Regions from separate parts of the Homo sapiens genome. Here regions 1, 2 and 4 are each linked to region 3. A link is a loop called in an ENCODE intact Hi-C map of the cell type or tissue named here. Cell type or tissue: endothelial cell of umbilical vein. All regions are shown on one strand. Region 1 overlaps LINC02406 (long intergenic non-protein coding RNA 2406). Region 2 holds the start of LOC107984469 (a long non-coding RNA gene). Region 3 has its middle 130 kb from the start of LINC02406. Region 4 holds the start of LINC02406 (long intergenic non-protein coding RNA 2406).

Region 1 (8,000 bases), 150 kb after region 3:
TTTAGTTGCAAATCACAGAAACCAATTCTGGCTAACTTAGGCAAAAAGCAATTTGTTTACTCATAGAATAAAAAGAAAATATGGTTACCTAGGGTAGGTCAGGGAATTACTGAACTATCGGTAGGGCATTCTCATCGGTTAACCCAACTCCAGTTGCTTTCTGTCCTGAGGTTCAAATTAGCCTTAACCAAGTCACATCCTCACCTACCCTATGGTGACAATGAGGCCGGGGGTTTGTGGCAGGAGATGGTCCTAGTCCTGTAATGAGTAGCCCCACCAGCCACTCATGGCATGGAGACACAGCAGGTCTCCCAAGAAGGTTGTGAGGCCCAGAAAGCAAAACAGAACAACCCAGATTACCCACTAACACATGATTTGACCTTTTTATTAATGGCTTTTTTTTTAAAGCAGATTATAGTGGTGTTTAAAATATATGTGCCATATAATGCTTAGAAGATAATTTTCTTGATACAAGTTTTGTTTATTTCCTAAAGAGAACTGTTGAAATGTGCAGAGTATCTGGAAAAAATAACATCTATATCTATGTAAAAATTACATTATTATTTAAGTGAAATTATATAATTACATAAAAGTGTGTGATTCAACAAGTTTCTTCAAACTTTAGATATGATGGAGCAAGGTAAATAAAAGTAGGAATAAAAACAAATGTTCTTTCACAACAGGGGAAAGATTATTGTTAAATATATAAAAAAGATAAATTCCTAAGGGTATTAATGGAGAAGAAATATCTGCTCAGCAGGCAGATATTGAAAACAATAACAATCTCAACATGAGTCTCAAAGGCATATAATTAGCATATGGAAAAAACAGTTTAGACCATTAGTTCTCAACTCTGGCTGTGTGTTAGAATCATGTTTTTAAAAGCATAAAAGCCCTATCACCATCTCCAGAAATTGTATAGTAGGGCCCAGCAGGACTGCTGTGTTGCACAGCTCCATGGGACTCCATTCACATCGAAAGTGTATGCAGTGTGTGGCCCTTGGAGTTGTGACCTGTACAGCTAGAAGCAGTGACCTGACAATCAACATTAAGCTATTTTTTTAAAATTTTTACTATTGTCTTTTTTTCCACCAGCATTTAAAAAAATCTCCCTGATGTTTTTTTTTTAAAGCTTAGCCAGATTTGCAACCACTGGAGTCAGAGAATCCTTTGTCTCTTATTCCCATGCCCAGCTTTAGAGTGCCTTTTTGTGATTACTCTTTAAAATTCTCTTTGTGTTAACTTTGGTCTCACCTAAAGTTCTCTTAATGTTAACCTTGATTTCACTTAAAGTTCTCTTAGTGTTAACCTTGATCTCACCTGTCTACAGATGTAGTGGGTAGAATTGGGGATATTGAACACACAGAATTATTAGCTCAAGCCTGTACCTCACATGGGTGACGCTGAGCACATCTTATTCCAGGACAAATGTTGGAAGAGCTGGTTATGGGGAATGTCTGGTAACACTGAAATACGCAAATGTGTTAATGGTAAATGACTAATTTTGATTTATCTGTAGTAACAGCCTATGGCAGAAGAAGTCTTCAGAGTAGCTAACCTCTGGGTGTCCTGTACTATCCCTATTACTTAATCATCTCCCTAATTTACTTTCTTTTCTTCTTCTTTTTTTTTTGATAAAGAAAGGACATGTACATTAATTTAGAAAAACAGGAAAATATCAAAAAATGTTTCAAATTTAATTAATTGTTGGTGCTGCCTCTGACTTTGTTATATGCTTATGTTATATCCTTAATATCTTGTTTTACAGAGGACTAATTATGTATAGGGAAAATTCACAATTTGTGAGATGTTTAAGCCTCCGTTATAAGAGGTACACATGAAGAGATTGATATTAATTAAACTCAAAAGAAAGTAACAAGTAAGAGCAAAGGACTCACAAGACTCAGAGTATATTCATGTGATGCTTTAATAAGGTAAAGGATATGGTTCAGCGGGGAAACAAGGCCCAAACAATGAGAAGTGTGCAAGGCTTCCAGGTGCAGCCCTCAGGGGCCATTTCTGGTTTTATAGGTGAACTGAAACTACCTTATACTTATTTCTTGGGCTGCTTAGAAGAATAGTACTGGTAGTTGGATAAGATATGAATGAGATTTACTACTGATTTATAGGGTTAGTAAGTATAGTAATTTTTATATGGTATATTTATAGGATAAATACACCAGTGATTTATTGGCTTAAATAAACGGCTTAAAATATGTCATTGTCACATCTCTGCCTTTGTTTTACTTCTGGTTGTAGGATCATGGCCAGAGATTTTAGAATCTATAAAACATTGTTTTACCTGTGCATGATCTAAAGAAAGGCCGATGCTCTTCTTTAGCAATTCACAGGTGGTCTTCCTTGTTTAATGTGTACAAAATAGTCCTCACAAGTTTGAATTAGCCAATGTACATTTTAAATACCCCAACAGAAACTCACTATTTAAAGAAATCATTTGTTAAATAATTTTGTAAACTTTAGACACTGTTTGCAATATAAATCTTCATCCCCCACTTCTTTTTTATGCATTGATTGGAATATAGCTATTCGCTTTTGAAGTCATTGCCCCTATTTTGATCTTAACCTATATTCCTCAAACTATAAAACCCTGTGAATCTTTACGGTGAATGGGAAAAGGACATATGTCTTATAGGGACTCTTTCTATAGAGCTGAAATTAAAAGGCACAGTGTGTTGGCAGACTGCAGAACGTAAACCTGAGAAAATGCTTCCTCTGCTGCTTCCTTAATAAATCCCTTCAGGAAAATATTTAATTGCTACTGTCAGAAATCCAAAATATACTAGCCTAAGCAGAAAATGGTATTTTTAAAAAAGAGGCACAATAGGCTGGCTCACAGCAAAAAAGGAAACTTACAGGGTTGAGGACAACGACCTGGATCTCAGCAACTCGAAATGAGAGCTGAAATGTTACTCTTGTTATCACTCTTATTTTCTTTGTTTGTAGGCTGTGTCTTCATGGGCCTCTCCGCATGTCAGAGATCATGGTCCAGAAGGACAGCCTTATGCCAGCCTGTAGCTGCCAGAGAATCCCAAGGAAGGCTGGTGACTAATCCAGCTGAGTCATAACATTGCATATCAGGATTGCTCTGTGCTGACAAATGGACCCATTTTATGACAAGGGGGTGGGAAAGGGCAGAATATTATTGGCCGTCTCCACTAGAATAACATGATTGGTGTAGGGAGGGGACATTATTACCAAAGAAAATGGTAGCAATTACCAGAAGGTGGTAAAAAATAGTCCTGGGAAGGGAAAACCATCACGTAGCAACTTTTACACTGGACTCAATATGGGTACAATGTGAAAAATAATTCCAAATTAACGTAATTTCTTTACTGATATGGGTAACCAACTCATAAAGTAGAGAATGGCTCAGGTAAATTTTTTTTCAGCAAATTGTTTAGCAAAGTCTAACAATTTCCTTGCCAATAAACTATGTGTAATGGATTGAATGACAACCATTTTTGATGAATTGCTAATTTGTTGGGAACAGGCCCCTAAAATCTAGCCATAAAGTGGCCCCAAAACTGGCCATAAACAAAATCTCTGCAGCACTGTGACATGTTTGTGATGGCCATGACGCCCACACTGGAAAGTTGTGAGTTTATTGGAATGAAGGCAAGGAACACCTGGAAAACCACTTAAAGTTGTTCTTAAACCACAAACAATAGCATGAAGGATCTGTGCCTTAAGGACATGCTCCTGCTGCAGATATCTAGCCAGAGCCCATCCCTTTACTTTGGCCCATCCCTTTATTTCCCATAAGGAATACTTTTAGTTAATCTTTAATCTACAGAAACAATGCTTATCACTGGCTTGCTGTCAATAAATATGTGGGTAAATCTCTGTTGGAGGCTCTCAGCTCTGAAGGCTGTGAGACCCCTGATTTCCCACTCCACACGTGATATTTTTGTGTGTGTGTGTGTCTTTAATTCCTATAGTGCTGCTGAGTTAGGGTGTCCATGACCGAGCTGGTCTTGGCACTAATTTCAATAATCCGATGTCAATCTAGAGTGAGGTATCTGGTAGCATTCCATAAAAAACAGGGTTTGCACTGTGAAACATTATTTTTGTGTCTTTAATGAACATAATAGTTCAATTGACTTTTACTAAGAGCATCTTATGGTCAGGCAGTATCCTAGACTCTGCTGATGCAAAGCATACTAGACAAATTACCTTCCTCAAGGAGCTCACTATTAGGGAACACAAATCCATAAACTAATAGTTATCTTAAAAGAATATTATTTTAAGGCAGATTAACCTAAGTTGAGGGGGTGTAATAAAAGAATTTCCAGAGACAATACCACTTGAGTCTTGAAGTAATCAGTTTAAAAGGGCAGGAGAAATATGTTTTAAGCAGAAGCATGTACATAGGAAATGATACAGGAAGATCATCACACATTCAGGCATCGGTAAGTGGTTCTATATTTAAATATATATTAAAATTAAAGTGGAATATAAATATATAAATTAAAATAAATTCTGTATGTCTGGAGCTAGCATCTGTTAGGGGGAGTAAAAATGTGGCTAAAGGATAATGATCAGACCTTGAAAAGGCTGTGTGAGACCTAGCGAGGCCCACTGCATATAAATAAGGATAGCAATGTGTTTGGAAAACTCCTTCACATTACTCCCAGTTAAAGTAGAGTAAAGGCAGCCGTGTGCTGCCCTAATAATTGAACTCAATTATAACCCATGAAAAAAAGTTTTCCAACACAGACAGACTGAGGCAGGTAGCTGAGAGTGGAAACTGTACCTTGTAAGATGCCCAAAAATGTTTGCATAACCTCAGGTAATATATCATAAACACTTCCTTTGAAACAGCCAGTTCCTGGAATGTGGGAAGGCTGTGAGAATACACGTGAACTCCATTTGGCATGCCACAGACTGGCTGACAGCTGAGGTGAATAAGAAAGTGGGTAGCTAGACCTTTTTCTTTCCCACAAATCAAACCATTGGAATGACAGATTGGAGCTGAAAACGTAGGAGGTGCAGCTAGTAATGCTGGCCAGCTGCTAAATTGAAACACACAGAACATACAACACACTTGCACACACACCCCACACATACACATGAGCACAAATGCACACATGTATATGTACACACGCATGCATGCAACACACATGTACACGCACACATAATACAAACACCACACACACATACACAGACCACACACACAAAAGACATACACAGACTCACGTGAGCATGTGTGCATGCCTTATAAGGAAGGGGCTTTGATTAGACCCAAAGAGACTGTTAGCTATGTGCTGAGTAATAAATAGTCCCCAGAGAAAATAATGAAGGAAAATGCCTGGGAACAATAAACAAAAATTCTTTTGCATAATCTTCAACCAAGAGCTGGCCTGAAAGACTAAGTACCATTGGAAGACTTGCTTCTCCCCAATAGAATATAGTGATAGGTTGTCACACTGTGATTTTGTTAATTGTGTTATATAAAACTCAGTCATGCTAGCTTTTTTAATAAATATCTAGAGGTTCTCTCTCTTTTTAAAATTTTGTTTATTTGTAAAAATTTGGGGGTACAAGTGCAATTTTTTTACATGAAGAGAATGTATACTGATCAAATCACGGCTTTAGGGCAAGAGTCCCCAACCCCTGGGCCACAGACAGATACTGGTCTGTGGCCTGTTAGGAACCAGGCTGCACAGCAGGAGGTGAGCACAAGCATTACTGCCTGAGCTCCGCTTCCTGTCAGATCAGCTGGGGCATTCGATTCTCATAGGAGAGCGAACCCTATAGCGAACTGCACATGCAAGGAATCCAGGTTGCACACTCCTTATGAGAATCTAACTAATGGCCTGATGACCTGAGGTGGAACAGTTTCATCCCAAAACCATCCCCTACCCCCAAGTCCGTGGAAAAATTGTCTTCCACAAAACAGGTCCCTGCTACCAAAAAGATTGGGAACTAGGGTATTCATCACCCAAATAATGTACATTGTACCCATTAAGTAATTTCTCATCATTCACCCCGTTCCCACCCCCTTACCCTTCTCTCCTTTGCTGGCTTTGTAGAAGCAATTTACCATGAATTCCATAGCGCAAGGAGATGAATTCTGTCAACAACCTGAGGGAGCTTAGAGGCAGAGCCTTTTCTAGTCAAGATGTTACCAGAAACGGGACGCAATCCACACCTCACGAAAGCATTCTTGGACCTTGCACAAGAAAGAATTTGGGTCAAGTCCACAGAGTAAAGTGAAAGCAAGTTTAAAGAAAGTAAAGCAATAAAAGGATGATTATTCCGAAGTCACTTATGGAAATGTTTAATATAAATTTTATAGTCATAATCATTGGAACTTGCATCCTGACTTTGTAAAGATAAATGTATATATTATGATGCATTAAATCACTGCATATAGATTGCTGTTTTATACGTAGTATAATTTTAATTCAATAAATGAGTCAAAATTTGAAAAAAAAAAAAAAAAAGAATGATTATTCCATAGACAGAGCAGCAGCATGGGCTGCACGACTAGGAATACTTACAGTTATTTCTTGATTATGTGCTAAACAAGGCATGGATTATGCATGAGTTTTCCAGGAAAGGGGTGGAGATTTCCTGAAAGTGAGAGTTTCTCCTCTTTTTAGACCATATAGGGTAACTTTCTAACATTGCCATGGCATTTGTAAACTGTCATGGTGCTGGTGGGAGTGACTTTTAGCATGCTAATGCATTATAATTAACATATAATGAGCAGTGAGGATGACTAGAAAACACTTTTTATCGCCATCTTGCCTTCAGTGGTTTCAGATGCCTTCTTTACCTCATCCTGTTTTATCAGCAGTCTTCCTGACCTGTATCTTTTGCTGATCTCCTATCTCATCCTGTGAGTAAGAATGCCTAACTTCCTGGGAATGCAGCCCAGCAGGTCTCAGCCTTATTTTACCCAGTCTCTATTCAAGATGGAGTTGCTCTGGTTCAAATGCCTCTGCATTTTCCATGATTCAAACCATCTGCTGCAAGCAGATACCTTGATTGCAGCCTCTGGACACCCTAAGCAGAGGATCCAATCAAGTCAAGCCTGGACTCCTGACACACAGCAACTAAGATAATAAATGTGTATTTTTTTTAAACTGGTAATGTGGGCAATCATTTGTTACACAACAATAGAAAAGTGATGCAAATATGAACACGATTACTGACTTCTGAAGTTTACAGTCTCATGGAAGACATAGACAAATAAAACAGTTATCTGCAATAGAATATGGTAAAAGTAACACTGAGGAATCAGGGCAGTGCTGGACTGTGCTGGACACAGGCAGAGGGAATAAAGATAGATATTCAGGAAGCAGAGGCAAGGGCAGAGGGCAGCTGATCAGTTGGGCGGGAGGCTTGAAGGCCTGGCTGCCTAACTCAGGGCCCAAGAGAACTGATGGGCAGAGAAATGTATATTAAAAAAAGATGGGGGGAAATGGTGGATAGGAGACAGGACTAACTTGCAGCTCCCACTCAGAGGGAAAGAGCAGTGTGTGGAGACCCACATCATGAACTTTTGCTCCAAGAAGTACTACAGGTACATACCAGGAAAGCCGAGAGAATCCACAGACCCTTTGAAGGAGGTGGATTGCCCCTGCGGGCTCCGTGGGACAGCTGAGGAACTGTGAGTCGGCTTGCTTTCTCAGCTGGAAGGCTTATAGCTTGGGGCAAGTTCTCAGCCCTGCTAACCAGCTGACTGGAAATAAACTCAGTGCTAGGGCACAGTGGGGCACGGTGGGAGTGAGACTGGCTTTTTGAGCTGCAAGATGTGTGGGAATGGGGTGAGGCCTCTGGCTGCTGGCATTCCCTCACTTCCCTGATAACCTGTGTGATGCAGCAGAGACAGCCATAATCCTCTTTGGGAAAATACTGTATTGGGCTGGGAACCACACCCCCTTCCCCCAACAGCAGCTGCAGCAAGCCCCGCCCAAGGAGAGTCTGAGCTCAGAAGCCTAACTCTGCCCTCACCTGGCTGTCTTTCTCTA
Region 2 (8,000 bases), 1.1 Mb after region 3:
GGTGTGAGCCACCACTCCCGGCATATTTATTTATTTTTTTAACTGATCAAAGAAGAATCAGACCCAGTCATCAGGGTGGTGATTCCCTAGGAAACAAGGGAGGGAGAAACTTGGAGGTGGCGGCAGGAGAAGTGGAGACGACACAGTTGCCCTGGGCTGTGTACAGGCACCATGAACTTTCTTCTTCCTTGAGGCCTCAGTTTTCAGAGTAACAGTGGCCACTAGGTGATGCCCAAAGTCTGCCAATGAGAGTTTCAGCCTGGAATGAATTGGCATCACCCGGAGGGGGAGAAGGGAGGGGAAGGGTAGAGGCTCCCACAGTACAGTGGGTCACCACGCTCTCCCAGGCAGTCCCCACAACTAATAGACCAGGGCCCCTGGGGGGACACAGTCTAAGTCCCCACCCATCGGATCATCTGGAACTTCCATCCAGAGACCGACTGGAAATTCTCTCAGTCAAGCTCCAAACCTAAAAGAATCACTGGCACACCCACCAGGACTAAGACAACTTTTAAAAGAATTGTTTCTGTGTTTTGGGTGCATCCGTGTATTTCTGTACAACAAAATTATTTATTTTAAACTTTATGAGTTTTTGGGACTCATCAGCTCTGAGTCCATGAGGCCAGAAGCTGATATCCTCAGTTCCTATTTAGAATGAATTTAAACAAGCCAGCCAAACACTCTGCCGTGAAACTCCTGGAAAGACAAGAGATTAAAAAAAGAAACAAACAAACAAACAAACAAAAAACAATGCTGTCAGGAGCAGTGGCTCACGCCTTTAATTCTCGAACATTGGGAGCCTGAGGGCGGGTGGATTCCTTGATCCCAGGCAATCAAGACCATACTTGGCAACATGGTGAAGCCTCGTCTCTACAAAAATACAAAAATTAGCTGGTTTCATAATATGGAGTCAAAATTAATAAATAAATAGATTGAAATTTAAAATTTAAAAAAATCTTAAATACCATATTCTGTTATTTTTGCTTCCTACCCTGAGAAGGACATAATATAGCTCTTGTCTGTCTGTCTGTTTGCTACAGGGTATCACTCTGTCTGTCACCCAGGCTGGAGTGCAGTGACACCATCACGGCTCACTGCAGCCTCAACCACCCCAGGGTTAGGTGATTCTCCCACTTTAGCCTCCTGAGTAGCTGAGACCACAGGCATGCACCTCAGGTTTTGGCCGTGTTGTCCAAGGCTGGTCTTGAGCTCCCAGGCTCAAGCGATCCTACCGCCTTGGCCTCCCAAAGTGTTGGGGTTGCAGGTGTAAGCCACCACACCCAGCCTGACTTAATACATCTGGTCTCACTATGTCCTGACCACATGCCCTTGAAGAACTCGAGTCAAGAGAGTCAGCAAGAGACTTTCAGCATTCTCTCCCGAAAGCAGTGAGGTGGATGGCGGCCAAGTATCCCACACTCCTGTGGTTTTAGGTGGCCACGCATAGAGGACAGATTTCAAATGTTTCCAGAGAGGAGTGAGCCACAGTCATTCGGGGTATCCAAGCTCGTGATGGTGTTTCTGACAGTGCCTTAAGGGCCAGAAAGGGCCGGGATCTGCAAAGGCCCATGTTCCAGGGTGGGGACAATGGAACCCAAGGTATAGGGAGTCAACAATCTGCACTGAGCTCCAGCCCTAAACCCCACCGTGGAGACTAAATCAGAAGGAACAGTCCCTTGTCCTACATGCCACATCTCTCCACTGAACTTGGGAGCAGATCTGTTTTCCAAACATGAGGTGACTCTTGGTTTGAAATGAATCACAAGGGGCCCAGCTTCTTGAGTCAGCAGGATAAAGAAGTCATTCTGTGGCATAGAATGATGTGTGCTTCAAATCTAGAATTCCCAGTTAAAACCAATGATGGTGGCCTGGCACAGTGGCTCATGACTGTCATCCCAGCACTTCGGGAGGCCGAGGCTGGAAGATCACGAAGTCAGGATTGGGAGATCAGCCTGGCCAACATGGTGAAGCCTTGTCTCTACTAAAAAAGACAAAAGTTAGCTAGATAGGGTGGCACGTGCCGGTAATTTCTGCTGATAGGGAGGCTGAGGCAGCAGAATTGCTTGAACCAGGGAGGCAGAGAGTGCAGCCAGCTGAGACAATGCCACCGCCTCGGCAACTGAACGAGACACCATTTACACAGGAGGATAAAAGAACAACAGGGTCCCTGACAGGATGGAGGTTCCCTAGGCAGCGAAGGAGAGAGGGAGGGGCCTCCAGAGGGGAAATAGAGAAAGTGGTTGTCCCAGGCTCTGTGAAGTTGGACAGGCCTCCCTCAGTGCCACCTCGACTTTCAATAACAGTGGTTACTAGGTGATGCTCTATTTATTAAACAACAACAACAACAACAACAAAAAACACATTTATTTTGAAAAATTGCAATTTAGGCCGGGTGCAGTGACTCACGCCTGTTATCCCAGCACTTTGGGGGGCTGGGGCAGACAGATCCCTGAAGGTCAGGAGTTCAACACCAGCCTGGGCAACATGGTGAAACTCTGTCTCTACTAAAAAAACAAAAGTTAGCTGAGTAGGGTGGCATACGCCTGTAATCCCAGCTACTTGGGAGGCTGAGGCAGGAGAATCGCTGGAACCAGGGAGGCAGAGATTGCAGCCAGCCGATACCACGCCACAGCCTGGGCTACAGAATGAGACTCTATTTAAAATAAATTAATAAATAAATAAGTGAATGAATGTATGTAAAAAGAAAAATGCAAGGAAATGGCGGAGCACGGGAAGGCTCCACTCATTCCTAAAGAACAGAGCAGAAAAACAGGACCATCAAGTTGAGACATGGGCCATTTTGAATATGTTGTCACCATGCTCAATTGGTACCAAAGAAGGGCAGGTTTCTGTGCCACCCGTCTGTCATCACCGCTCCTGTCAAGTATAATTGCAGGGTCACGACTACACAGAGATCTCTCAACCCACCGGATGCATCTGTACTTTTATGAGCCTGGTTGGGAGAATAAACAGGATATTTAGCAAAGTACTCATCGTGCGTTCTTTGGTCTCCCATGTCTCTTGTGAAACCAATTAAATTCATGGTCCGTTTTTTTTCTTTCCAGCCCTCGACCGTCCACAGAGTACCAAAATAAAAGAAGAGTGAATGCCTTTTATGCAACAAGGAGAAAAGAACAAAGCAAAAGTCTCAGAGGCTTGTGATACACAGGGGATACAGAATGAGGAGACTCTTCCAGAATCCACACGAAGACAGACAGTTGGAGGGATGGGAGGAAACGAATTGAGAAAAGACAGACAGCAAAAAAGATTAAAAAAAAATGTAAAGAAAAAGAGACAGAGATGTAAAGGGAAGAAAGATAACGAAGAAAATAGAAAGAGAAACAGAAAAAGAGAATGAGAAATGATAGAAGGGAGGAAGAAAAAGAGAGAGAGAAGAAAGAAAAAGAAAAGAAAGAAAGAAAAAGAAAGAAAGAGGAAGAAAAAAGGAAAAATAAAGGAAATGAAAAAGAGGGAAGCGCATCATGGTTCACACCTATAATCCCAACACTTTGGGAGGTTGAGGTGGAAGAATCACTTGAGCCCAGCAGTTTGAGACCAGCCCTGGCAACACAGTGAGACCACGTCTCTACTTTAAAAAAGAAAAAATTAAAAAGTTAGCCGGGCGTGATGGCAGGCGCCTGTAGTTTCAGCTCCTTTGGAGCCTGAGGTGGGAGCATCATTTGGGCTGGGGAGGTAGAGGCTGTGGTGGGCCTTGGTCAGGCAAATGCACTGCAGCCTGTTGCCCAGGCTCATCTCGAACTCCCAAACTTTAGCGAACCGCCTGCCTCAGCCTCCGAACTTGCACCTGCCATATCCAACGGCCCTGGGAGTATCAGTGATAGATTTTAGTAGACACGGTTGTTATGCCATATTGCCCAGGTTGGTCTCGAACTTGAACCCGGGAATATGAGGCTACAGTGAGCCAAGGTCGTGCCACTGCACTGCAGTCTGGGTGATAGACCAAGACTCCATCTCTAAATAACTAAATAATAAAAACAATAACAATTATAACAAACAATAATACAAATAAATAATAACAACAACAATAATAATAAACTAGTGGGAGTGAAAAATATAACAAGTAATTTAGATCACAATTAATTGTAGTAATTTCAAGGAGTTATTTCTTTAACCTGTCTCTCTTACTTTCTGAAACAGGGTCTTTCTCTGTCACTCAGGCTGGAGGGCAGTGGCGTGATCATGGCTCACTGCAGCTTCGACATCCCAGAATCAAGCTATTCCTGCAGTCTCAGCCACTTGGAAGACTGAGATGGCAAGATCACCTGACGGAGCCCAGGAAGGTCCAGGCTGCGATGAGCCGAGATCGCATTCTCACACGCCAACTTTTCTCAAAAAAAAAAAGGAAGTAAACGTAAAACAACAGCAACTTCAGTGTGTAGAAAGAGGAGTAAGAAAAGTAAAAGGAAAAATAAAAACAAAATGAAGAGCAACTGAAAATACTGTGGAAACAATTGGAGAGGAAGAAACAACGTAGTGAAGGAGCGACATCTAGTGGACAAAAGTGGTAGTGCTGCTGACCAGAGTTATCTGTTATTCCTTAGAAATCCCAGGTTGATGGTCAGTTCCAACGCTCGCCGCAGACGTCTGGGGGACCCGGCGCCAGCGGACGGAAGCGGTCGGACCCAGTTGGAATCTTATCACACAGAGCCGGCCCACCTTTACTGTCATCTAACTCCACCGACCTGCCCGCCGTTCCCCCACTGTCCGCTGGTTGAACCCGGCAGCGGAGAGAGAAGGAAAGGCACAAAGGCAGTGACTGGCTCATATCCCAGCCCCGCGCACCTGGGGCGGGGAGAGGGGCAGTGACCCCAAAGGCCACCACCGGGCATGCGTGAACATTACTGGGACAGAAACCTCAGGGGCACACCCTCCGACACCCACGCCTCAGCCATTCTCAACAGGCTCAATGAATCCGATCCCAGCCCCTGGAGGAGTTCCCAGAGGGGTGTGGGGAGGAGGTGGAATCGGAGAGGTGGAACTACGAGCAGGTGCGCCACCCCTACCTCGGCAATCCCCCGCGTGGCATCTTGGAAAGCCCGCCGGTGGGGACGGGCGCCTCCCAAATGCACAGCGGGCGCTGATGGGCTCTGGCGAGAGACACCCGCTGTGTGTTCCGGAGCTCCGGGGCGGGTGGGCATGAGCGGGCCAGGGAACGAGGTCCCCAGGGGCAACAGGAGGGAGGAAGAAAAGTACACGTCAAAGGTTGAATTACACAAGGACACGCCATATCACCGGGTCCCCCACACACGGGTGGAGAGACCCTTGTGTGGAGATCTGATTTTCAATAGATGGCAGGGAGGGAGCTGCTCTGCTCCATAGAAAACCCTGACCCAGAAGCAGGGCGTCTACGAATAGCTTAGCATCAGGTTCCCCACAAACACATTACGTGATGGGTCAGGGAGTGACCGCCTTTCTGGCAGCAGCGCGTTTCCCAGGATGAAGGGCTGTCTGCACCAGACCCCGGTTCCCGGCGCACGGCGAGGATCGCCTATCCGAGGCCAACAAAAGGTCCGTGGAGCTGCCATATCCCTCCTGGGCGGGATTCTGACTTAGAGTCGTTCAGTCATAATCCTACATATGGTAGCTTTACCCCATTGGCTCCTCAGCCAAGGACATAGGCCAAATGTCTGAACCTGTTGTTCCTCTTCTACTGAGCAGGATGACCATGGCAGCAACACATGAGGAACACACAATAAAACTAACCTGTCTCACATGGGTCTAACCAGAATGCTTTCCAGGGCATGCGCACAGCTCTCCGGTGAATCCATTCCAGTTTGCCTTGCCCTACCCAAAGAAAAGAGAACTCTCCAGGCGCGGTGGTTCATGACTGTAATCCCAGCAATTTAGGAGGCTGAGGAGGGCGGATCACCTGAGATGAGGAGTTCAAGATCAGCTTGGCCAACATATTAAAACCCTGTCTCTATAAAAATACAAAAATTAGCCGGGCACGATGGCGGGTGCCTGTAATCCCAGCCACTCAGGAGGCTGAGTTGCCCAGGCTGGCGTGCAGTGTCTTGATCTCTGCGGCAAACTCCACCTCCCGGGTTCAAGTGATTCTCCTGCCTCTGCCTCTTGAGTATCTTGGTCTACAGGCGCGCATGCCACCGCGCCCGGCTTTTGTATTTTTAGTAGAAACAGGGTTTCACCATGTTGACCAGGCTGGTTTTGAAATCCTGACCTCAAGCCGTCTGCCTGCCTTAGCCTCCGAAAGTGCTGGGATTACAGGCGTGAGCCACTGCACCCGGCCTATGTGTTTGCTTTTTAAACATCTCTTTCTAGGGTCATGAGAATTCTCGTTAATTTCACTTAGAGCTCCTCGAGAGAAAAGCCTCTATTATTGTCATTGTAACCGTAAAAATAGTAGAGCTTTTTTTTTCTTTTGAGACAGAGTTTCGCTCTTGTTGCCCAGAGTGGAGTGCAATGGCCCGATCTCAGCTCACTGCAACCTCCGCCTCCCAGGTTCAAGCGATTCCCCTGCCTTGGCCTCCCAAGTAGCTGGGATTAGAGGCATGTGCCACCACGCCTGACTAATTTTGTATTGTTAGTAGAGACAGGATTTCACCATGTTGGTCAGGCTGTTCTCGAACTCCTGACCTCAGATGATCCACTTGCCTGGGCCTCCCAAATTTTTGGGATCACAGGCATGGGCCACTGTGTCCAGCTTTTTTTTTTTTTTTTTTTTTTTTTTTTTGAAACAGGGTCTCCTTCTATTGCCCAGGCTGGAACACAGTGGCATAATCATAGCTCACTGCAGCATCAAACTCCTGGAGCTCAAGCAATCCTCCAGTCTCAGCCTCCCAAGTAGCTAGGATTACAGGTGCACACTACCACGCCCAGGTAAATTTTTCTTTTTTTACACAAAAATGTCTCAACATGGATTTTTTTCTTTTTTGGCAGAGATGATGTCTCACTATGTGGCCCAGGCTTGTCTCAAACTCCCTGCCTCAAGCCATCCTTCCACCTTAGACTCCCAAAGTGCTAGGATTACAGGCGTGAGCCACTGCACCCAAGCCCCGATAATTTTTTTTTTTTTTTTTTTTGAGGCAGAGTCTTGCTCTGTCAACCAGGCTGGAGTGCAGTGGTGTACTCTCAGCTCACTTCAACCTCTGCCTCGCAGGTTCAAACAGTCCTCCCGCCTCAGCCTGCTGAGAAACTAGAATTACAGGCACATGCACGCCCGGCTAATTTTTGTATTTTTAGTAGAGACAGGGTTTCACCATGTTGGCCAGGCTGGTCTCGGACTCCTGACCTCAAGTGATCCACCTGCCGTGGCCTCCCAAACTGCTGGGATTATGGACGTGAGACACCGCACGCCGCTCCCAAGAACTCTTCAAATGCAACTAGTGTCACAAGAACAGATAGCTAAACTGTATCTGAAAACGTGGCCCATGCGGGGAAATTTTTGGTGGATTTGTGGAAACTTAGGGCAAATTTTAAACGTGAGGGCTTTTGTCAGATCACCTACATTCCTTGGATTCTATGTGGGTTTGTCACAGATGCTTGATGTGACAAATTACGCGGCTTCTACCACTTCATATGATCAGCCTCCCGTTGACTTTCAGCCAAGTCCTGCAGAGTTGCTTCTCAGATTGTATCTTTCCACAAGACAAAGATGTTTTCATAGTCTCTCTCTAACTTCCCCTTTTTGTGGCTGTTAATTTATACTTCTATGTTTTTCAACTCCTTATTTTTGTTTTCCTTTTATGAAAGCTTTAACCTGTGCTATTCTTGAGGGAAATACTGATGCATATCTAAACTTTAAAGGTGTTTTTCTCCCTGGCTACAGACACTCGGTTAATAATTTTTCAGGTAATAGGAAAAACCCATCATTATGACAATGTAGCAACTTTTATTTTGTAGTAACAGTTAAAATTGTAGCCATGGTGCTCAGTAAAAGGGGACCTTTCCCCGTAGGCGTTTGGGGAGGAGTGAAGTCCTGTCCTCCATTTTGTTAGTAACCTGATTATGGATGGGGCATT
Region 3 (8,000 bases):
AGAGTTGGCCAGCACTAAAAGGAAAACATATATTCCTATCAATTTTTTCTTCTTATTGGAACCAAAATAGACCCATTAGACCCATAGGGACATCAACCAATTATGCCTATTTTGTAGTCTTTTTGTTTTTGAAGGAAATAAAGAATGCCAGTATTTTGCTATTTAACAAAGGTTATGACATAAGATTACTAGAGTGATAAAATGGCACCTCTGTATGTAAGCTAAACTCATATTAATTTAGGGTTTTATAGTCTCATATATATATATATGGTTTTTTGCATAAAATCTTTCAGAAAACACCTTATTCATGTTAACATCTGAGAATACCTGTTTTGTCCTGCTGCTAAAACTGATGTAGCCATTGCATTATTGTATCTGTGGGGAAATATAGCAAGAGATACCTTTAGGTTTTGAATTTTGAAACCCTATTATTTTTTTCCTTTATCAGAGCTGGCTGTTTTAATTTAGACATCTTATTTCCTTTCCTCTTGTAGCTCTGATACTTAGATAATTACCTTAACTGTATATGTAAATATGCCTCAAGAAAATCTGATGCTAATGAGGAAACTGAGGCATGAGAAAGCTAAACAGGCTGATTATGGAAGTCAGATAGATCCTTGAATGGCCAGCTCTCCTAGGCTGTTACTTGCTAGGTGGGGTCAGGTAGGGAGGGAGGTGAAGAGAGAGAGATCTGGTTCAACTCATTCACTGATAGAGATTTCTTCTAAGCCAATACTGTCTAATAGTAATATGATATGAGTCACATAAAAAATTAAAAATTTTTGAGTAGCTACATTGAAAAAGGTAAAACGAAATAGGTAAAATCAATTTTAATACATTTTACTTAACACAATGTTTCCAAAATATTATTTCAGCATGTAATCAACATAGAAATTATCCATGAGATTTTTTGCATTCTTTTTTGTACTAAGCCTTCTAAATCTAGCATGTATTTATACTGACAGCATATCTCATCTCAATTCAGATGTTAGCTTTTCATTAGATATATTTTTAAATGAATTTAGAGTTCATAAAATTTAGAGTGGAAAAATTCATATGCACAAGTTGATCCAAACATACTTAAAAGTTTTCCATTGGTGGAACTGAGTTTGTGTTACAGCTTAAATTTAGTTTAATTAAAATTTAAAAAAATCTGAAACTAAATTCCTCAGTTGCACTAACCACATTTCAAGTGCTCAGCAGCCACACATGGCTAGAGGCTACTGTCTTGGACAGCACAGTTGTAAGCAGTGGTAATCTTAAATTATCTCCTCCAATTATCTCCTCAATTATAAAGTCGGAATTGAGAATATTCTCTAGAAACTAACCGAAAAAGATGAGAGATAAAACATTGCTTTTTTGAAATGAGGAAAGCACTGGAATTAGGGGAAATTAGGTCTGACCTGAGCCCTTAGGGCAATTAGTCAATGGATCTGTAGAGGCCTAGAGTCTCAGCTCCGTAGCTGTATGAACAACCCTACTTCACTGGGTAGTTCTGCAGATTGACAGAGGATGTGGTCAAGATGGAACAGCTTTTTTAATATTATTTATTTATTTATTTTTTATTAAAAGGATTGCAATTAATTCAAAGTCAGGCAGTTGGGCATCTTTCTTTCCTTCCTTCCCTATTTTCACTTTTCTTTCTTTGTAAACTGAAATTTAGGTCTAGTTTTACCAAAGAAGAAAGAAATTATTTGACTCACTGCATAGGTTATTTTAGGAAGAGAGAGACCAGAGAACTATTCCAAATGTGGATGAAGGACAGTATCAGCATTTTCTGCCTGCCAATCTATTTAGTTTTCATTTTCCTCCCTCATATTTCTTTATGCAGAGAGAGGACTATGAAACTTTGATTGATACACTTTTCATTTATTGTCATATACTACACTGCTAAAGACTGTCTAAAGGATGAAAACTGAATCTACTTATTTAATAATGATTATACATGCATGAAGTTTCACGTTAATATAGATGCATTATGTTTCCATGGGTTTAAAAACCTGGAAGGGCAATGTTTATTTATTATTAATGTTTTATATTAAATTGAGTGCTCAAAAACTTTTTTTTTGATTCTTAACTATTTCGTATTAGAGAAGTATAGGCTTACATATCAAGTTGATGTACTCATGCAAGTAAAATCATGATTCAAGTAAAGTAAATGCTGACGATTTATTAAGTAATATAATTAAATATACATTATAGTACGGGCGAATCAAGCTCTTACAGAATCCAGGGGAAAGGGGCAGTGGCTACCCCAGGACCTAGCTCCTTCAATGTGAGCTGATTTCTCCCAGCTGTGGGTGGGGCTATTGTGACCTGTCAGATGAAGCTACTCATTTCACCTTCTGCCTGAGGAAGGGCTCTTGGGTGCTAAGTTTTTAATCATGTCTGCTCAATCATATGAGTTTACACTTTTTTTCCCATCAGTTTGGCAATGGAGAAATGTAAACTGAGTCAAATATGCACTTGCGTATGTGTTGGGCATTTTTATTCATTCCTTCACTCATTCATTCAACAGTAATTTTTTCTAGATACAAAAATCATTCAGGCATAATTCTCTCACCCTTATGGCCATTCTAATTATCAGAGGGAGGTGGACTAGCGAGTACAGTCAAGTGTTATAAGTACTATGGTCAGTTCTACATGGGAAGAAGAAAGAGGTTAGGAAAGTGCTTTAAAAAGAGGGAAATTGCGAGTCTGGAAAAATAAATGTCCTGCAGAAATGGGTAGAAATGGGTAGACATGGGGAAAAAGCAGTCTAAGCAGGGCTTTAGGCAAAGGTTAAGAGGCTTGAAATGGTATGGCATATTTGGGGGAACTATAAGTTTTTGGTCATGGCCGAAGCATAGACTTAAAAAACGTTTTTTGATTGATATATTAGTTGTAGGTATTGAAACATAGCTTTTGTATGTCATGCTAAGGAATATGAATTTTATCTTATGTTTAATGAAGAGCCACTGAAAGCTTTTATTTAGGGAAATAATAGGATCTATCTGGTGTCTAAAAATATGATTCTGAAAGTGGTGTTGAGGATGGATGGGAAGACAATCTCCTGTGTGCCATAATATATTATGCCCATTGCAATAGCTCATGGATGATGCTGGTGTATGAATGAAAGTGGTGGCAATTGGGAAAGAGAAAAGAATTAATTTGTATAAAGTCAGTTATGAAGGAAATATTGTTCTAAGAAGATTAGGGTTTACTTAGAGACTTCATTCATTCATGAAAACAATTTGGTTCCCCATTCTCTGAAATAACAATTCAGTAATTATGAATCTGTATCAAACAATAATATAACACAATAGCAGTAAGAACAAAATGGCAAACTTTTCAGATGATCTTGATGAGCATCCAGGATTAGCATCCATGGTTTAGAAAATAAACTCTTGGAGTTCCAAAGAGTAAACAGGAGTCATTGGGGAAGGCTTTTTTTTATGACAGCAGCTCCTACACTGTTTTCTCTGTCTTACACTGGCAGGGGAAAATAAAAGGCCCTGAGGCTCACTCACCTCATTCATTCCATTTTTTCAACAGAAAAAAAAAAACCTAGGCTTTTTTTTCCCTAAATTTGGGGAAATCCTCCTCCACCCACAAAAAAAAAAAAAAAAAAAAAACTGGGGAAGAATTAAGAGGTGATTTGCAAATTTGCCAAGTATGCACAGAAGCCAGATTTTTCAGTAGCTGCATGAACTAAAGCTCTCCTAAATTTAGACAACGTTATGCTACATGAAGACAACCTTTTGATTTGTCCTGAAGTGGTCACTGGTGTTTTGGTAATGCACATCCACTGAGGAAATTTCGTATTCCAGTGTCACTGGGAGACCATCTGATGATGCGTTGTAGATGCCTGAAGCAACTTGAGCTACGAATTGAGAAATTAAGGAGGGGAAAAGAGAGTAGGATAATAACATGGTCACTGGGACGTCATGACCTTTCAATGTGCAGATTACTAACAAGTTAGTTTTTTCTGTATAGATTTTGATCTTTCTGGGAACAGTCCCAGAACAGTTTTTAGTATTTCCACCAGGGGGCAGTGATGTCCTCTACAACGTTGGTGACTGCAGCTAGACAAATTAATCATTCTTTTTTTTTTTTTGGACTTGGAGTGGGTTTGAGTGGGAAGCACTGATTAATTCTAACTGCCTATGGATATTAGGGTGGATTTGGAGTCAAATTCAAGCGGAAGACAGAATCGTTAAATAGCATCTGAAGAAGTGCAGAGCCTTAAACCAGAGTGACTACTTAATTAAATCAGTTGCTACAGTTGGTTAAATTGAATAGCTATCTTCAGACTCTGAAAACTCATAATTCTTGAAGCTCCTGTCCAGCAGCCTTAGGAGGTTCAAGGAATTTGATTTGCCAAGAATTATGTGCCCCATGAAACCACAGGAGCAAATTCTGCAGAACAGATGACAAGGGATAGAGTATTGCTTCTGAAGAGCTCAGACCCTTAATGAGTTCAAGCTCTGCCTTCTTGTCGCTAATTCCACCTTAGCTTGTCAGAAGAGATTTGGCTGCTGGAAGAATATAACTGTGTTTCCACTGGGTAAGTTTAATGCGCATGGCTCTTAGCAGGACTGGAGGAGCAGGGCTTTATGGTAGAAAAAGGAATGGACTCAGGGTTAGAAGGTATTTGAATCCTGGTGCCCACCTTTTAATTACAGTAGAACCATGGCTTACTGTAATAGGTGCTGATTAGGACCCTCCAATCTGGAGGGTCTGGCACTAACTTTGAGGAATCTTGACTAAATCACTTGGCCCCTCTGGTCTTAAAAGTTCGTATCTGTAAAATGAGTCAGTTGATCCAGGCGAGCTTTTGGATCCATCACAACTATAACATTCTAAATTTTATAGAAATACAGATTCATTACCACTTAGCTGCCATCTAGACAGTGCCAAACAACCGTGGACAAAAAAAAAGGTTTTCAGCATGACCAATTTTACCTGGCAGCACAGAATTTGAAGGTATTTATCAAAGAAGGAGGTTTATTAGTGTATACAGTGGGCAAAAAATTGGGAGAAAGGGATCATATAAGGTTTCATCTAGGAAGGCATTAGCGTATCATTTCTACCCCATTATTTTACAAATGAGGAAGAGGCAATAGGCCAAGATTCTTCAAGATTCATTCACCCAGACATTTTTCTGGGTGAATGTGCAGAAGCAAACAAAGCAAATTTCTGCTCTCTTGAGCTAATGTTGCAGCCAAAAGACAACTAACTGTGTAGCATTACAGATGATCATATATTGAAGAGGGAAGGTAGGATAAGGGGAAAAGAAAGTGCCAGGGTTCCCTTTCATCTGGGTACTTCAGAGAAGGCCTCTCAATAAGAGAACATTTGAACAGAGACCTAGAGAAGTGACAGAACTAGGCAAATATCTGGGGAAGATTGTTTTAGGTGGAGAGAGCTGCAATTTCAAGGGCTTGGAGACAACCTAGGAATAATGGGCAGGGCCAGGATTTCTCATTCACTTATGAATTTATTCATTCATTCAACAGATACTTATTCAGTACCTATGCTGTGTGACATGCTATTTTGGCTACAGGATTGAAATCTTGTTTAATTCCAAAACCTTTGTTTTCAACCATGGCAAATGATGCTTCCCTTGTACACTGACCTTTTCCCGAATACTCACATGTTGCTAAGCACTATGGTAAGCACCTTATGGACATCTTATTGAAATTAGTTTTCAAAACCATTCCATAAAATTGTTATATAAAAAAATAATACAAAAAAATATTCTAAGGAAGGCAGAAAAATGAAACTTAATGTTATTTATTTCAGATCTTATTGAATTAGATGGGAAGATGTACTGCTTTGTCTCATGAATAACTACCATAAGAAGCTACCTGAATGACCCCATTGATATTATTCAGCTAATTCATGTGAACATTTATTGAGCTTTTACTTTGTACCTGGTGTGGTGTTAGAAAGATGAATAAAATATAAACTCACAGGAGGAATTATAATAGAGTTGATAAATCCTTTATGTGTTGGGCTAACTCTAAGGGAATGAGCAAGGTGCTGAAGTTGGGGGAGGAACAAAGATCTGAGTCTTGCTGGGGAAGTCAGGAAAGGCTCTATAAACCAAGGAAGGCTTAGACAGGAAATTGAAGGCATGACATACACTCTAGCACTGCATGGAGCAGATGTTTAAAGGGTATATTGGGGGAAGAGTTACAAGCAGAAAATTAATAGAGCAATGCAATCCCCTACTTTCTCATAGTTCTACAGCTTAAGCCAATTTTAGGCTGGGTACACAATTGTCAATGTTTTAGTTGAAAGGGGCCCTACATATTTACAGGATATGTAACTCTCTACATATTTATAGGATCAGAGAAATGAAGGATATACCTGTGACTATATAACAATGAGTGGGGAAATGACATTGTTAGAAAGGGGGAAACTCCAAAGCCTAGCTGTTGGTGTCATCCCATTTGTTCCATTTGTTTTGAGCTAACTCTGACTTGCTATAGAGACTTCTTATAATTTTATGTTGTCGTTGCATCCATTTTGAATATTAATTTAACTTTATCATATCAGAAGCAGGGGTCTGTCACCCTTGACACCATTTCCAGTTTACACCAAACACACATGGCTCCAGAAGGGTGGCCAGAGATAAGAAATTTGAGGTATCTCTCTTGCCTAGCAGATGGAGCTCCCAACTTTCCTGCCATTTAAATGGCCCATTTAGGTATTTTCCCATTAACTCACAGTGACTCACAATCTATTCCCTTATATTTCCTTTATATATGCTGCCTCTCTCTCTTTCTCTCTCTCTCTCTCTCACTCACTCACTCACTCACTCTCTTTGCCTGACTTCATTCCTGCCTCACATGAACTGGAGAAAGAGAACTGCCCTCCAGACTCACTATGTTCTCTTCACCCAGGATCCGTAAGCGAAATCGTTCAACTCGTCTCCTTTTGGGGTGGTGTATTAAATTTGCACCTTCCATCTGAAGAATGAGGGACTGCCCCAGCTAGCTTTTCTCTGGGATGAGGGATGGGGTGTGGATGGGGGAGACACAGGGTTGGGCTCAGCCTGAGCCATGGTCAGGCAGGGGTCAGACAAGACCCAAAAGGGTGTCTGCTATTATAACTAAGTTTCCCATGGGAAGGAACCCCCTGGTCATGGGTTGGACAACTAGGCGTTAGGCCATCCACCAGGTAAAAGAAGTATCCCTGTGGAAGGCACACTGTAAATACCCATATCTAGCTACCCATCATTTCTTGTTAGGGCAGGATTGCTAGATGCTCTGCTACTAGAACCCCCGTTTCGCTGAGGGTTGTCAAGACACCTGCTGAGCCAGCTCTCTGCTAGTCTTCCCAAAAGGGAGGAATTGAGCCTGTAGGCCCATCAAGATCTGTCTCTCCTTGGATGCATGAAGGGGAGTTTAAAGCGGCTCGAGGGCATTCCTGATAGAGGGAATAGCATGTGTAACTGGAGGAAAACTGGAGATTGTGGTGTGATTGGGAAAGTGCGAATATTTTGACCTGACTAAAGTATACTGTGTGAGGCCAGAGGGGAATGGGTATTGGAAAGTGAGGGGCTGTGTAGAAGGGCAGGATTCCAAAAAGGCTGCCTGGCAGAAGCACGTGCAGAAGGCTTGATATGCCATGTTTTGGTGTTTGCAGCTTTCCCTCCAGGCAAGTGGATCCAGTCATATAGCCCAAATGAAATGCGAGCTGGGTGGCGTGTCATAAAATGCGGCTCCAGACAGTCCCAGTCCACAGGAACTAGGTGGTGGAAGTAGGTGGTATTCAGCTCCATCTTGTTGCTATGTGGAAATTTGTGTCCAGTGTCACCAGAACTTTGGGTTTTTTAGGTGGAGCTAGAAATATGCGTTTATGCACAAAATATTCCAAATTTCAATGTTGGAAACAAATTCAAATTTACTTAACAAATGTATGGGCCAAAGTAAACATAGACTGCATTGCTTTCCAATCCCCATGGGAGATGAAAGGGACCATATGAGATCTTAAAAGGGTGACCGATGGGG
Region 4 (8,000 bases), 130 kb after region 3:
AGCATTTCTATATGCCAACAGCAAAAAAAAAAAAAAAATTGAAAAAGAAATCGGGAACATAATCCCACTTACAATAGCTACTCATAAAGTAAAATACCTAGCAATTAACCAAAATAGTGAAAGATCTCTGCAGTTAAAAAGTACAAAACACTCATGAAAGAAACTGAAGAGAACACAAAAAGATGGAAAGATATTCCATGTTCATAGATTGGAAGAATCAATATTGTTAAAACGTCCATAACATGGAAAGCAACCTAGAGATGTAGTACAATCCCTATCAAAATACCAATGACGGCTGGGCACAGTGGCTCATGCCTATAATCCCAGCACTTTTGGAGGCTGAGGCAGGTGGATCACTTGAGGCCAGAAGTTTAAGACCAGCTTGGCCAACATGGAAAAACACCATCTTCACTAAAAATACAAAAATTAGCTGGGTGTGGTGGCACGTGCCTGTAGTCCCAGGTACTTGAGAGGTTGAGGCATGAAAATTGCTTGAACCTGGAAGGCAGATGTTGCAGTGAGCTACAATCACATGACTGCACTCCAACCTGGGTGACAGAACGAAACTATGTCTCAAACAAAACAAGACAAAACAAACAAAAATCACTGACATTCTTTACAGAAATAGAAAAAAAAATCCCCAAATTTACATGGAACTGCAAAAGACACAGAATAGCTAAAGATATCCTGAGCAAAAAGAACAAAATGGGAGGAATTATTATTCATTACCTGACTTTGAATTATACCGCAGAGATATAGTAACCAAAACACCATGGTACTGGCATAAAAACAGACATGTAGACCGATGGAATAGAATAGAGAATCTGGAAACAAATCTATATAGCTACAGTGAACTCATTTTGACCAATGTGCCAGGAACATACATTGGGAAAATGACAGTTTCTTCAATAAATAATACTGGGAAAACTGGATATCCATATGCAGAAGAATGAAAATAGACTCCTATCTCTTGTCATATATAAAAATCAAATCAAAATGGATTAAAGACTTAAATCTAAGTCCTCAACATATGAAATTATTAAAAGAAAACATTGGAGAAATTCTTCAGGACATTGGACTAGGCAAAGATTTCTTGAGTAATAGCCCAAAAACCCAGACAACTAAAGTGAAAACGAACAAATCAAGCTTAAAGTTTCTGCACAGCAAAGAAAACAATCAACAAAGGAAAGAGACAACCCCCAGATTGGGAGAAAATATTTGCAAACTACCTATCTGATAAGGGATTAATATAGGAATATATAAGGAGTTCAAACAACTCTATAGGAAAGAAATCTAATAATCCAATTTAAAAATTAGCAAAATAGCTGAATAGACTTTACTCAAAAGAAGACATACCAATAGCAAACAGGCATGTGAAAAGGTGCTCAACATCATTGATCATTAGAGAAACGCAAATCAAAACTACTTCACCCCAGTTAAAATGGCTTTTATCCAAAAGAAATGCAATAACAAATGCTGGAGAGGATGTGGAGAAAAGGAATGCTCATACACTGTTGACGGGAATGTAAACTGGTACAACCACTAGGGAGAACAGTTTGGAGGTTCCTCAAAACCTAAAAATAGAGCTACCACATGACCCAGCAGTCCCACTGCTGTGTATATACCCAAAACAAAGGAAATCAGGATATCAAAGAGATATCTATACTCCCATATTTATTGCAGCTGTATTCATAATAGCCAAGATTTGGAAGTAACCTAAGTGTCCATCACCAGATGAATGGATAAAGAAAATGTGGTACATATACACAATGGAGTACTATTCAGCCATTAAAAAGAATGAGATCCTGTCATTTGCATCAACATGTATGGAACTGGAGGTCATGTTATGTGAAATAAGCCAGGCATAGAAAGACAAACTTTGCATGTTCTTGTTTATTTGTGGGAGCTTAAAATTAAAACAATCGAACTCATGGAGACAGAGAGAAGGCCCAGAGGCTGGGGCTGGCAGTCGGGGGATTGGCGGGGAGTGGGTATGGTTAATGGGTACAAAAAGTAGTTAAAAAGAAAGAATAAGAACTTGTATTTGATAGCACAACAGGGTTACCATAGTCAACAATAATTTAATTGTACATTTAAAAATAACTAAAAGAGTATAATTGAACTGTTTGTAACACAAAGGATAAATGCTTGAGGGGATGGATACACCATTTACCCTGATGTAAGTATTACACATTGTATGCTGGTATCAAAATATCCCATATACCTCGTAAATCTTAAATATATACTCCTAATATATGCCCACAAAAATTAAAAATTAAAATTAAAAAAAGAATGTGAATATGAGGCTTAGGGAGACATTCACTGAATATTGAATTGATTCCTCAAAAGTATAAAATGTATATTTTATAAGTAATATTGGAAACAATAATTAACATTGTCACTAACATCTTATACCTCAACTAGTATAATTCGGTATTCAGTATTTTTCCCAAAATTATTACTTACAGTCATTGAAAATGTTAACTATCATGTTTAACTTGTAATTGCTTGTTGAAAGGAAAGAATATGAAAATGGTTAGAGTACATTGCAAATGTAGCTAGCAGTGTTTGTAATAAGGCTGAGATTCTGATGGATTTGCATAGAATTTGAATTACAAGTTACCTCCTTATAAAAGGTAAATTCTACATTTTATAAAGGCATATACATTTGATAGTAAATATTCTAAATTAATTGCAAATGTTAGCTTATTGAGTCCTCACTAACAAGAGCTATTATCTCATTTGACAGAGGATGTAATTGAGGTGCAGAAAGGTGAAGTGACTTGCCCAAGGTCACACATTTTGTAAGAGGTGAAGGTAGAACTGCAACCCAGGTTGCCCAGCCTGAAAGTCCGATCACTAACAGAAGTTTCCCACCCATCCCTAATCGACAAATTCGCAGTACAATAGAAAATCGTGGGTTTAGTTTAGTTTTTTTTTTTTCTTTTTTTCTTTTTTGAGACGGAGTTTCGCTCTTGTTGCCCAGGCTGGAGTGCAATGGCGCGATCTCGGCTCACCGCAACCTCCGCTTCCCGGGTTCAAGTGATTCTCCTGCCTCAGCCTTCCGAGTAGCTGGGATTACAGGCATGTGCCACCACGCCCAGCTAATTTTGTATTTTTAGTAGAGACGAATTTCTCCATGTTGGTCAGGCTGGTATCGAACTCCCGACCTCAGGTGATCCGCCCGCCTCGGCCTCCCAAAGTGCTGGGATTACAGGCCTGAGCCATTGCGCTCAGCCTCAGAAAATCGTGTTTTTAAAGCTCTTTCAGTTGTAATACATTACAGTTCTGTGAGGAGGAGAGCTCTGAGTGCTTACTCGGCATCAGGCAATTTGTGCTATATGCCCATATCTTCCAAATAACCTTATGAGATCAGTACTGTTATTATCCATGTTGTACATGTGAGGAAAATGAGGAACAGAGAATGGAAATAATTTTCTAAGCATCTCATAACCAACCGACGGTGGATTCAAGCCTATAAAATCGGATTGCAGTCTATATAGCTTGTCTCTTAAGCCTTGTGCGTCAGAACTATTATTATAAATCTTTTAATATGCAAAAGCAAAACAAACATGAAACTAAATGGAGGTATTATAGAATTGGGGAAATGGAGAGAGGTGGAAGAGGGCTTTCCGTGTGCAGTAGCAAGAGAAGTGGCAGCAGCTGGCAGTGAGTGGATTAAAATGTTACCACGGAACGCGCCTTTTTAACTCTGGCCTTGAAATCCTGTCAGCGCGCTTCCCAGAGCCTTGCACCAGGTTGGGTGGACCGGATGGACACCCTCGGTGTCGCCTGCTCTCCATCGCCCCTGGTGCCGGCGTCCGCCACTGTCGGGACTTTGGCGCCGGGACCGGCGGGGTTAAGGCGCCGGCGCTGGAGGCGGCGAGTTCGCGACCTTCCGGGGCGGCGGACCACCCCGCACACGCGTCCTCAGCGCCGGACCCTGAGCCGGCCGCGAACACGGATCCGACGTCAAGAACTGGGCACTTCCCGCTCCGTTTTGTCCGTGCCCCTCGGTGCTGGGTGAGGTCCTCCAGCACCAGGAGGCGGGAACGGGAGTGACTCGGGTGCTGAAGCGGGACGAATTGGGGGCGGTCGAATCCACCTGCTTCGCCGGCGCTGGCTCGGGGCACTCCGAGTGGGCGCGCGCTTTCGCGCCGGGGTCGTCTGAAGGTCGCGGACTCTGTCCCGCTCTGGAGTTTGTGGCGGGTTTGGGCGTGGGTGTGGGTAGGAGGTCCCTTCATGAAGCCCCGAAGAGCAAGAGGGACATAAGTTGGCGCCTTTCTCTTCCACTCTTGTTTTAAAAAAGAGAGTCGCGGCGTGCAAATGGGGGCAGGCGGGGAAACCACGCTCAAAACCGGGTTCTCTCCTGGGCTGTAGTGATAAGGGCCGCGGAACCCCACCCCCCTCCCCAGAATGTGCCCCAGGGCTCGGGGCCGGCTTCTGTGGCGGCCTCTCCGGGACCGGCTGGGCCGCCCAGGCCCGCCCCTCCCCAGTCCCGGCGCCCTGGGCCCTCTGTTTGCAGGCGTCGCGACTTGCAGCCAGGGCACGTGGGGCAGGTGCGGATTCTGTCGCTAGAGACCTAGTCGCCTCCCTCCTACTGCCTTTCCCGCGAGCGGGGCAGGTGGCGCAAGGTCCGCTCCCACTTGGACCCCCAGTTCGCGGCCAGGGGGCTGAGCCGGGGTAGCTCGGCGTTGAGTGGGGACCCGGTCGGCTGCCGCCGGGGTGAGCGGTCGGTCCTGGAACCTGCGAACGTTCGGGAGCACAACCCAGTCCCGGGAAACCGCTGCTTAACCTCCGTCTCCTGCGTTTTAGATCCTCTTTTGACTGTCCCACATCTGATACTCCTTACTGTATTGCACACTTCAGCATTTGTTGAGAGGGTAATCTCATATTAAGTGTTCTTACCACCATACAAGAAAATAGAAAGTCATGTTCACTGTTTCATCTCCAATTTTAGGGATCTATACCTGACATAATTTAAATATCCAAACTAAAACAGTATCTTGGTGACTATTCAGAGGGATGCACTGACTCGCTGAACGCTAGAATTTTTCTATGTTCCACAGTCTGTGGAAGATGCAACGATCCCTTTTCAGAAAACTAAATCTAAGAGGTATTAAACAGCCTATGTTATGACTAATTACACTGACAGCTTGCAATGATGGGGCGTGGGGGAAAGAAGACATTATAATGGACTGAGGTCCTTTGAGAACATGACAAAGAAGGGAGGGAGTTGAACACCTGGAAGTCCAGTTCGGGAAGGATGTGCCTGATAGAAGTTGATCCAAACCAGGGGGAGCAGGCTCCAGGGAAGATGAGGAGGGGTAAGGTGGCCACTGAAAGCGACTTTTTGGAGGTGTGTTTTAGACTCAGGTTCCTCCATAGCCTTTTTATTTTTAAAACATATTTACTCTGTTCATTTCTTTCTCTTAATAACTGTTACCTCTGTCCAAACAACAATAACTTTGCATCAAATAATATTTACGTGCACTTTACAGATTTTCTAAAAGTCATAATGGCTTATTGCTACAATCTGCATTAATTCTTCACAAAGGAGATAAATGTAACAATAGTTTATCAAAGCAAGAGTGTTTTGTTGTTGTTGTTGTTGTTGTTGTTGTTGTTTTAATACAATTGGCCCTCTGTATCCGTGGTTCTGCATTGTGGATTCAACTAACCAGGGCTGGAAAATATTCGGAGGAAAAAAAAATAATACAATTAAAAACAAAAAATACAGTATAACAACTATTTCCACAGCATTTACATTGTGTTAGGTATTTTAAGGAATCTAGAGATGATTTAAAGTGTATGGAAGGATGTGCAGTGTGCATAGGTTATATGCAAATACAAGGCCATTCTATGTAAGAGACTTGAGCATCCTTAATACCTAGTTGGTAAGGGTGGAGGTTTGGGGGCGGGGGGTCCTGTAATGAATCCTAGGTGATACCCTGGAACAACTGTATTCCCCTAGGAGCCTGGCTTTGTTCAGACATTTCTTCCTCAATATTTTTCCTCAGTATTACTTATAAAAATAAAGTAATGCTGTAAGGAGATACAAGACAGAGGAGATTCCTGATTTGGAGGAGCTTTTGATTAACTTGTGGAAATGTACAAACAAGAGAGAAACAGTAAAGCAAAGTATTGTACAATGGCACAGTATAGATTGAAACAAATGACAAGGGAATGTAGAATAAAAGAGTGATTACAGAGAGATACACTTCTGGATGCCAAACTAAGTTCTAATACATAGCTTTCTTTTCTATAACGTACCGTATTAGTCTGTTCTCACACTGCTGATAAAGACATACCCAAGACTCGGTAATTTATAAAGAAAAAGAGCTTTAATGGACTCAACAGTTCCACGTGGTGGGGGAAGGCAAAAGGCACATCTTACATGGCGGCAGATAAGAGAGAAAATGAGAATGAAGGGGGTTTCCCCCTATAAAACTATCAGATCTCCTGAGACTTATTCACTACCATGAGAACAGTATGGGGAAAACTGCCGCCATAATTCAGTTATCTCCCATCGGGTCCCTCCCACCACACGTGGGAATTATGGGAGCTACAATTCAAGATGAGACTTCAGTGGGGAACACAGCCAAGCCATATCACATGCTATAAACTTGAGACAAGCTATAGTACTTGAGACAAGTCTCGGTCAATTTAGAAAGTTTATTTTGCCAAGGTTATGGATGCACCCATGACACAGTCTCAGGAGGTCCTGATGACATGTGCCCAGGGTGGTCAGGATACAGCTTACTTTACACGTTTTAGGGAGACACAATACATCAATCAATACATGTAAGAATTACATTGGTTCAATCTGGAAAGGCTGGACAACTTAAAGATGGGGGCTTCCAGGTGATAGGTAGATTTTAAAATTTTCTGACTGGCAATTGGTTGAAAGAGTTATTATCAATAGAAAGGAATGTCTGGATTTGTGGAGACCTAGGTTTTATCTTGTAGATGAAGGCTCCAAGTACCAGGCTTCAGAGAGAATAGACTATAAATGCTTCTTATCAAATCTAAGGTCTGTGTTGATGTAAATTCTGGGGAGCTGTAATGAGGCTTGTCCAACCCTCTCTTCTATCAGGTTCTGAACTAGAATGGCAGAAAGGAGGGGTCCATTCAGATGGTTGGCGGCCTTGGGATTTTATTTTTGGCTTACGATACATATTGGGTTTAATAATTTGGCAAATTATAGGTAGTTTGTATCAACAAAGGTTTTAGAGTGAAGTTACCTCCCTGCATCAGATCAATAAAATCAATAGTAGATGAATTGCTCAGCTGTTTTTAGGCATGTGTTCAAACAGACCCGTATGCTTTATTTTGTCTTGTTTTGTTTTGGCATGGTTCTTGAGGTAGAAAACAGACCAGCTGAAGCAGAGTTTCAAGGATACCAATCAATTACTCACCTAACAGGTGCTGTAACCAGAACTTCCTGCAGGTTTAACCACTTTTTTTACGTGACACCTATCCCCATTTTGCTCCAACCAACCATCAAGATCAGTAAATCCACAAGCTGTAATGATGACCATGCTATTATGAGATATTCTATTTCAAATTAGAAGGCGCATTGTGCATTTTTTCTTTATTTGCTATGGGACTTTTTTTGAGGAAATAGTGAGGAATTCCATAAAATTGTAGGTTATTGCCATGTTAGAGAGACTTTTCTGTTGAATAGACTAGAGATTCTCAAAATGTGGTCTCTGAACCAGCTGCATCGATACCTTCTCAGAACTTGTTAGAATGCAAATTCTCAGGTACCATCCCGGCCCTACTGAATCAAAAATTCTGGGGTGGGACCCAGAAATCTGTTTTAACAAGCCCTCCCGGTGATTCTAATTCATACTGGAGTTTGAGAATTACTGTGATAGACCATAGTAGGAGGTTTTCAAGATGTGGTCTGTTGACCATTGCAACAAAAGCATCTGTGGTGTTTGTTTCAGAAAAAAAAAATGCATAGTTAGTACTATATCCTCTCTTCCTCAACCATA

What was found. A loop is a pair of places that touch in the nucleus more often than their neighbours do. Peaks named below come from ENCODE experiments on the same cell type or tissue, not always from the same donor. Only the 100,000 strongest peaks of a DNase experiment are listed, where the experiment ranks them.
Region 1: it touches region 3 in a loop (3-fold over the local background); 4 of 110 quality-filtered maps call a loop at or near these places.
Region 2: a loop joins it to region 3, with 17 times the contacts of the local background. A loop is called at or near these places in 13 of 110 quality-filtered maps.
Region 4: it touches region 3 in a loop (16-fold over the local background); 33 of 110 quality-filtered maps call a loop at or near these places.

The regions. Positions count from the first base shown.
Region 1 is chr12:39,122,669-39,130,668 of GRCh38, reverse strand. The region is part of intron 1 of LINC02406 (long intergenic non-protein coding RNA 2406); the gene reads left to right. Among named protein-coding and RNA genes, the nearest start is that of LINC02406, 19 kb to the left of the region's middle. RefSeq lists an enhancer at 564-1,065. In endothelial cell of umbilical vein, no CTCF peak of the experiment used is centred here; a DNase peak (open chromatin) is centred at 3,068; H3K27ac peaks cover 454 bases.
Region 2 is chr12:38,135,403-38,143,402 of GRCh38, reverse strand. LOC107984469 (a long non-coding RNA gene) reads right to left here and starts at 4,913. Exons shown (of 2, transcript XR_007063272.1): 1 at 4,540-4,913; 2 at 752-870. RefSeq lists a silencer at 202-496. In endothelial cell of umbilical vein, a CTCF peak has its summit at 4,512 (motif pointing left); a DNase peak (open chromatin) is centred at 4,512; H3K4me3 peaks cover 559 bases.
Region 3 is chr12:39,269,399-39,277,398 of GRCh38, reverse strand. No RefSeq gene overlaps it. Among named protein-coding and RNA genes, the nearest start is that of LINC02406, 130 kb to the right of the region's middle. RefSeq lists an enhancer at 1-200. In endothelial cell of umbilical vein, a CTCF peak has its summit at 4,004 (motif pointing right); a DNase peak (open chromatin) is centred at 4,018; H3K27me3 peaks cover 884 bases.
Region 4 is chr12:39,141,391-39,149,390 of GRCh38, reverse strand. LINC02406 (long intergenic non-protein coding RNA 2406) reads left to right here and starts at 3,921. Exons shown (of 3, transcript NR_183477.1): 1 at 3,921-4,023. In endothelial cell of umbilical vein, a CTCF peak has its summit at 3,829; no DNase peak of the experiment used is centred here; H3K4me3 peaks cover 588 bases; H3K27me3 peaks cover 1,725 bases.